Regions from separate parts of the Homo sapiens genome. Here region 1 is linked to region 2. The links are chromatin contacts, found by Hi-C or POLR2A ChIA-PET in ENCODE. All regions are on one chromosome and are shown on one strand. Each heading gives the region's core, a stretch centred on a gene start or an enhancer-like site at or near the end of the contact. The rest is flanking DNA. Distances are from core to core; before and after follow the strand shown.

The links. A loop is a pair of places that touch in the nucleus more often than their neighbours do. ChIA-PET counts read pairs that join two places held with the same protein, here RNA polymerase II (POLR2A). Pooled maps may share reads with other maps.
Region 1: a map of PC-3 shows a loop between it and region 2 (2.4-fold over the local background). The contact joins the enhancer-like site here to the promoter of MMP13 in region 2. A Hi-C loop is called at or near these places in 1 of 168 maps with a recorded cell type or tissue (PC-3) and 1 of 50 pooled maps. POLR2A ChIA-PET finds 5 or more read pairs at or near these places in 2 of 52 experiments (HCT116 and activated T-cell).

What each region holds. Positions count from the first base shown.
Region 1 is chr11:102,994,253-102,998,030 of GRCh38, forward strand. No RefSeq gene overlaps it. Among named protein-coding and RNA genes, the nearest start is that of MMP13, 40 kb to the left of the region's middle. Within about 2 kb of position 2,144, at least 4 of the 41 ENCODE cell types and tissues checked have a DNase peak (open chromatin) inside an H3K27ac peak, as active enhancers do; they include PC-3, where a contact is called at or near this core.
Region 2 is chr11:102,954,482-102,958,669 of GRCh38, forward strand. MMP13 (matrix metallopeptidase 13) reads right to left here and starts at 1,251. Exons shown (of 10, transcript NM_002427.4): 1 at 1,105-1,251; 2 at 771-1,012; 3 at 1-125. The coding sequence starts at 1,224. RefSeq lists an enhancer at 684-1,883.

The DNA of each region.
Region 1 (3,778 bases), core at 894-3,393, 41 kb after region 2:
CTGTTCACCAACATTCCTCTTGGGGTCTAAGCATAAATCATTTTGTGGTCTGAGTGTGGGTGGTGCTGCTCTGTGCAGGACAAGGGAGAGATTCTTGTTGATCCCAGAATTAAGATTGGAGTGGGTAAGCATTTAAGATTGAAATAGGAAAGAGAACAAATGGAAGCCAGGAGTTTCAGAGGGATGTGGGTGTTCACTGTGAAACTCTTGCTGACTATTCAAATATTATTAAGCTCATAAAATCCTCAGTTTGTGCGCAAATGGATTTTGTTGTGTGTGTGCATGTGCATGTGTATGCATGCATGCACAAGAGGAGTGTAATCTGGGAAAAGGGCACTGGTTTATGTTCAGTTCTGAGGGGCAGAAAAGAGACAGCATACAAGGGTGCAGGACTGGAGACAGAGAAGACCGTAAGGAAGTGAGCTGTCATGAATTTGCTGTATTTGGTTTATTTTAAGCAATATAGGCCATATAATTTGAGGTAACGCATGAACCTTGGAGTTAGAATGAGGTGGGTTTCAATTCTTGATCCAACTTTCATTGGGACCTTGGGCCCAATCATTTGACATGTCTAAGTCTGAGCCTTTACTTAAATAAAGGGGATAAATAATGCTGTCTTTGGGTTTATTTATAGATTAAATGCTCAATGCATTGTAACTGTTGTTAGTATAATTAGTGCTGTGTTTTAGGAAGATGTATCTGATAGTGGTTCTAGGGGTGGGCAGATGCCAGGAGAAATTAGAGATAAACTGACCAGAGAATATTCTAGCAACTCTTCAGACAAAAGAATACGAGAGCATGGATGCAGGAAATAGTGGTGGAAATAGAAAGGAAAAAAGAAACTTTGAAGGATAGGGCTCAGCAGCTTATTGGTTCAGCATATCTGAGAGAAGGGAGGGTCTAAGAGCAAAGCTTTGCACTATAGTAAGCGGAACATCAAATAGTGATGCCATTGTTTCCAGCCATGCTACTGTCCTCTGTGTTCTCAGAACATTCCACCCAGTACCCACTCTCTGAAATACCTGCACTCTCCTCTACACCACCTGAGACCCTAGGCCTTGACTCAAGTGCTTTGTCACCAGGAGTCTTCCCTGATTTCTCAAGTCTAGGCTTAAATCTTCTTTCTCCAGCCAGCTACTGCACCTCAAGTCACTTCAGCATTGGGTGGTTAATTATACTTCATTTCTGGGGTTTTAAATCTGACTTGCCAACTAAATTTCTTGTTCTCTGAAGTCAAAAATCAAATGTCACTCATTTTTCTATCATCTCAGCCAGATGGTCCACACCTACTCCCTACTTCTGTGGCTGATCCTTATATTGATGGCTTCCTTTGCTCTGGATCTTCATACAATAAGTGAAACTAGGAATGTAAATCACTTTTTATGAGAGCCCTATAAGGAAGAGCATAAGTTTGAGAAAGATAGTGGAAGAACCAGGAGACCATTGAAAGAACAAACAAAATCAACCCACTACAAATATTATTTTAAATTCACCGTTATATTTGTCATTATCAATACCACCATTAACATTTACTGAACACCTGACATATTCCAGATACCTGGATCTTTTCAGTTAAGCCTCAGAGTGAATCCATGACATGGGTACTATCAATGTCCCCATTTCACAAATGAAGAAACTGAGACTAAGAGAGGTTTAGTAACTTCTGGGTATTAACAGCTGGATGGAATGATGGAAGACAGAAACTTTAATATTATCCCAGGGCTAGTTGAGTTGTTCTAGTAACCAGATTAAAACAACTGGACAGGGGAAAGTAGAGGGAAGAGCATGGGGTGGTAGAAAGTACACTAGGCTTGGAGTCAGGAGACTGGAGTTTTGGTCCTGATAAAGTTAAGATCTCTAGACCAGTTTTCTTCATCTAGAAAACGAAGGGATTACACTAGATAAACTCTAAGATGTATTTCACTCCCAGATTCTGTGCTAGAAAATACAATCTATTTCTTGATGTGATAAGATGCTTAGTAGCATCACTTTTAATATAGACACATACATTCTAAGGGGTTATTGGAATTATTAGAGGCAGGACGTCTGGGAAGGGCACATGGAGTTTTGAGGAGTATTTTGAAACAGTAAAGGAAATGGCATGACATAGAGACATAAGGAAAAAATTCAGGCTAGAATATGGTCAGGAAAATGACTAAAAGGAAGGAGTGGATGAGTCATGTGCATAACTAACTTGCCTGGCTGCAGGGGGAGGTGCCATCACAGCAGGAAATGGGTATCATTAGTCAGGAAAGGACCAGGTGGTGATCAATTTTGCAGGCAATGTGAAGATGTCTAAAAATTAGTAAGTGGGGGAAACTAACAAGTTTTTTTTGAGTTTGTTCAGACAAAAAGGACTAGGCGAATTGATTTTTATCCATTAATTTATTATCCAGGTATAATAGTAACTTTTATAGCTACCTAACAAGAGCTTTTGAAAAGGAAAAGTATGGAATAGGGAAGTTATTCTGGCATGACATTCTAAAAGCCACCTAAGCCAAATAAAATATTTTGGGATTTGAGAGTTACACTTCCTCAGAGCATGCTTATGAGTGTGTGTGTGTGTGTGTGTGTGTGTGTGTATGTGTGTGTGTGTGTGAGAGAGAGAGAGAGAGAGAGAGATTCAGATCTAAATGTGGTATGTACATAAATGTAAGAGAAAATTGTGGAGGTCTGTGTGTTATAGGGTTGGCCTTTTTTAAAGTGATGAAGTGATGGATGGCATATTTTCTTAATTTATTCCCAGAATGTAAAATGACCTAGCCTAACTTTCCAAAGGTACTGTAAGTTTCTTAAACTTTGTTTCGCCTTTCTGGAATCTTAGTATTCAGGAAGGGGATATTTATCCAAGAGGAATAAAATTGATGAACGCTATAAAATTTGTTGGAAAACAGTTCTACTTCTGAGTCATTAGAAAAGAGTAGGACTATTTCCATTTAAAACCTTAATAAAATTATTACCTTTGATAATAAACTAGATAGCATAGTTCTTACTAGATTCAAACATATTTTCTCAGAAAGTACATCATGAAAATATTTATTTTCTATTCTGTTTCTGAAACGCATTTTCCATCATTAGAAAAGTGACAAAAGGCATACCTAAGATTTAAAATTTCCTCTGAGTTTTTAAGAAAGATTCCTAAGCAGGGCTGGAAGGCTGAATTGGAAAGGGAGAAAAGAGAGGGCACTAACTTGAGTGTATATTTGCTCTATGTCAGGCACTATGCTGGACACTTTATGCACCTTATTTTATGTAATCATCATAGCTCTCCAACACATGAAAACAAAGCATTTGAGTTCCTTGCCTGAGTCCCACATCTAGTTAATGAAAGCAGAAGGATGGAAGCTCCAGCGTACCTACCTCCAAAGCCTATGTCCATTCTACCAGCAGTAGACTCATACTATTGACTGTCCCTATTTTGCTTCTCAGGTAGAAGGAAAGGGGTTCCTATCTGTTACTAAAATCCCTTGGTGTTACAAATTATTTCTTAGATCATCAGTATAATTTATAAGAACTATTTAGAATCAATTCCACTCAACTTTCTAATTTGCTGACTTGCTACCTTAGGGTAAGCAATTGGGACAATTAATCTTAAAATAGATATTCAGAATCAGATATCTTCTTATCACTGCCATTGCTTCTATCCTGACCCATGCCTCCATCATCTCTCTTGCCTAGATGACTGCGATAGGTTTCTAACTCATTTACCAAATTTAGCCCTTGTCTCTTTTTCAATTTATTCACTCAATGCAGCAGCCCAGGTGGATCCTTAAAATTT
Region 2 (4,188 bases), core at 1-2,500:
TGTCAGCAATGCCATCGTGAAGTCTGGTAAAATTCAGAGGAGTTACATCGGACCAAACTTTGAAGGCTTTTTTGAATGCCTTTTCGACTTCAGAATGAGTCATATCAGGGGTGTAATTCACAATTCTATTTAACAGAGAAAGTTTCAATGAACTTTTTGGAAAGTGACAGCTATTTTAGAATACATTTTCTTGGTATATTGCTTTTCAATTCAAAATGCAATAATTTCTTTGAAAGTTCTACTAGAGGTTTATTGTTTCAAATAATGTATTAATTATGATGCCATACAAGAATAAAAAGTCAAAAATTCAGCCACATTTGAGTATCTCCAAATATCTGACCATGTGGCATCTTAAATTTAAAATATTCCAATGTTTAATATAATTTATTTTGCATGCTAAAAGTTTAGATTACATTGATAAAGCTCAAATAAATGAAATAGCTCTGTAAAGTTTCTAGAAAGAGTGGAACTCTTCATCTTGAGCACTGTTGTAATAAATACACCTAATGTACTATGTTTGCAAATTTTCTTTAACCTACTTTTATTTCTCTTTTGATTTCATCTCTAAAAGAAATACTTTGAGATGCCCACTAAAAAATAATGCTGAGTTAATGTAACAATAATAGATGTTATGAGGTATTCTCGGCAACCATATTAAAGCTATTCTGGAATTTAACTGCCAATTAAATAATAAGGCCTACTTAATATTAGACATTTAATACTACAAGAAAAGGCTAACAAATATGAAAGAAAGATAGCCTATGATTTACCTGTAGGTTAAATTCATTTTGGACCATTTAAGAGTTCGAGGGAAAACATTGTATTCACCCACATCAGGAACCCCGCATCTTGGCTTTTTCATGACATCTAAGGTGTTATCGTCAAGTTTGCCAGTCACCTCTAAGCCGAAGAAAGACTGCATTTCTCGGAGCCTCTCAGTCATGGAGCTTGCTGCATTCTCCTTCAGGATTCCCGCGAGATTTGTAGGATGGTAGTATGATCTCAGGTAGCGCTAGAAAAGACACCAAAATGAACTGCGTTTAAAAGAGAAGGACATTTCTGAGATGTACCAACCGCATCATCAGGATTGGCAAGATACTCTACCTCTGCAAACTGGAGGTCTTCCTCAGACAAATCATCTTCATCACCACCACTGGGAAGGGGCAGGGCCCGACAATGAGTCCAGCTCAAGAAGAGGAAGGCAGCCAGGACCCCTGGATGCATCTTGAATGGTGATGCCTGGGGACTGTTGTCTTTCCGCAGAGATTACCTTTACTTTTATAGGCCTGCAATGGTGAGTCATCACTTATGGATAGGTTTCCACTTCCCAGTCACTTGAAGGTAAACATGCTTACGTGGCGACTTTTTCTTTTCCCTCCCGAGTGTGGTTTGTGGTAGAATTTGAGGGAAATATAAATGAGAGCATCTCTTGTTTCAGCAGGGTCTCAAAACCCATCTGGCAAAATAAACGGCCTCAGCATATTTATGGATACTGTGGGAAGAAGCAGAGAGTAGTACATTTTTTACTTCACTTAGCAAAATTTTTTTTTTTTTGCCTTCTGTAAGAACGTATCTACTTTTGCTTCTTCGAATAATAAGTGTATCAAGATGGCATGTTTACTTCCATAAAGAGAAACTTAGTACTGATTCTAGAATGTTTACTACTGCCTGGTAAATTATAAACTGCATTTTCTCTAGAATAACTACAGAGAGATGTCTTGTGTCTACCTGAAGTTCACGATATTGGACCAAAACCAAGCTTGATGACTTGGAGGTGCTACGGCACAACCGCAGGATTGAGCCCCATGGTTGGAATTTAAACACACTGGCATGACCTCTCGACAAATATGGAGTCCTGCATAAATTCCCTACAGATTCAGACAGAGGTAGAAGAATTACATTGGAACGGAACAACTGTAATGGCTAGCACAAACAGGGATTACTGCATTCTAGGTTTAAAAGGCATTATCTCATTTAATCCTTACAACAGCCACATAGGTGCTGTCAGAAAGCTTGTTTTCCATTTTACATATGAATAATCTGATACACTGAGAAGTTAAATACTTGTATACGGTCATATAGTTTATAAATGATACCAGGATTTGAACCTAGGCCAATAACTCAAAACTCAATGTTCTTGACCACCGTCCCTGTCTAATTATGACCTCCACCCTTTCCATTCTCAGATATTTTCTTAAAAGCTGAGCTGTTTGGTTCCTACACCTCAGGGAGTGCCCAAGAAAACTAGGGCTGCAGTAGGCCAATTTCAAGTTTCTCAATTTTTAAGTTTGAATAATAGAAGTAATCTTGGTCCAACCATCAGGAAAATAGTCCTAGGGGCCTCTACCCTATTATTCCTTTCAGAACATCACACATTCAGTACCGTGAAATCAAAGTGCCATCTTTGGTCCCCTGCAGAAGTAAATGGGTAGAGCAATATAGGCCATGATCTTTGGATTTATTGGACTTCTTTAAATAAATGATTGGAAATGCAGGTTAATTTGAGTGACTAAGAGTCAGAAAGAAAATGCTGCTCAGGTCAGGAACATAGTAAGACAAAGAGAAGGAGCATGAATACAGCTTTAGGGTGAGTACGAAATGGGTATCCTAACATATGAGTAAAATCCTATAATCTAGAGTAGCCAGTGCCTTAGAGAAAAATCAGAAAAGCCTACAACATGTATGTGATCATTTGAGGGAAATTTACTATATGCCTTTATCCAAACAAAATACAGCCAAATATACCCTTTCAAATAGATTGTTTCCAGTGAGTTCAAGATTAGATTGGTGCTCAATCAGGAATGCAAAGCAATAATTTATTTTAAGTTGCTTCCATGTATCATAATATTTAATTTTGAGATTAAGTGAAAAATTATCCAAAAAAGTTTGATTCATCGACTAAGCTTATAAAAGTTAGTTTATTAGAAAGCATTTGTTTTTACAAATAAATTTTCATAATATATTAAAATCTCATTAGATAAGAAGTGCTTAAGAAGCTGGAAAACAAATAACATTTTATTAAACATTTGAAAGTGGAGAAAAAGAATCAAATAGGCTAACTGTTCTTATAGATTTTCACATATTTGTAGAAATGTTACTACTTCAAACTAGAAGAAAAGAAGCTTTTTTATCTATCAATTTAATGAATATATTAATTGAGCATCAACCATATAGGATACCATGCTAGTGTCTATGGAAATGAAATGAAGGCTAAAATGAGGGCCTTTTTCTGAGGATCATTACAATATTACCTCCCCCATTAAAAAAAACATTTTTAATAACAAATGAAAATAAATACATGCCACTATTTTTCAACTTTAAAAATAAAGTTTATTATCAAACAACTTTAGTATTTTACTAGTTTCTCATTCCATTTAAGAACATAATCAGCGCAAAAGAAAAAACACAGAAAGGTTAATGAGAACATATTATTATATGTTCTGTAGTTTTCTTAAGTAGAAATAAATAAAAATTCCTCCAAAGATTAAAATACATTAATTCATTAAGAAAATAATCAGACTGCTCGTTTATAGAATATTGTTCAGGGAAAAGTGTTTTTAGATGGTGATAGGGATGTGTCATCACATCATAATGTGTTGGCAAACTGCTTGTCAACGCAAGTCCTTATATCAGGTTGTTAACTGTTAAAGTCAAGCCTTCTGGTTACCACTGTGAAATGATTTGTGGTTTCAGATGTCATCTTTAACACAATAGGGCTGAGCTGGTATTTAAAAATGGTTCTAACAAGTCTACCAAATCACTGGGAAATTTGAAAACCTGTAGAATGAACAAACAAAACTGGACTAAATTAGAATTATGTATTTACTGCTGATTCAGACATTAGCAATATGGGACTTTTTAAAACATAGGTCATCATCAGTTTTCAAGTTCAAAACGTCACCCAAACAGGAACGAAAAATGTCTATGAACAGCCAGATACTAAATCACAGAGGGGTCCCAGACTAGGAATAACATGAACAATTGGCCATTTGAGTTAGATTAAAATTATGAAAAATCTTTAAGTAAAAGAACGATTAAGATCAAGATTTTGGCTTCAGTTTAGAGTATAGTAAAAACTCATTGTCGATGACACTTAGCGGTGTGTTTATTTTTCTAAAATGTAAGTGATTTGACTCTGCAAGTGCACGAAGTAATAATTTTTTGTAAACACTCTCTGATGGTTGCTTA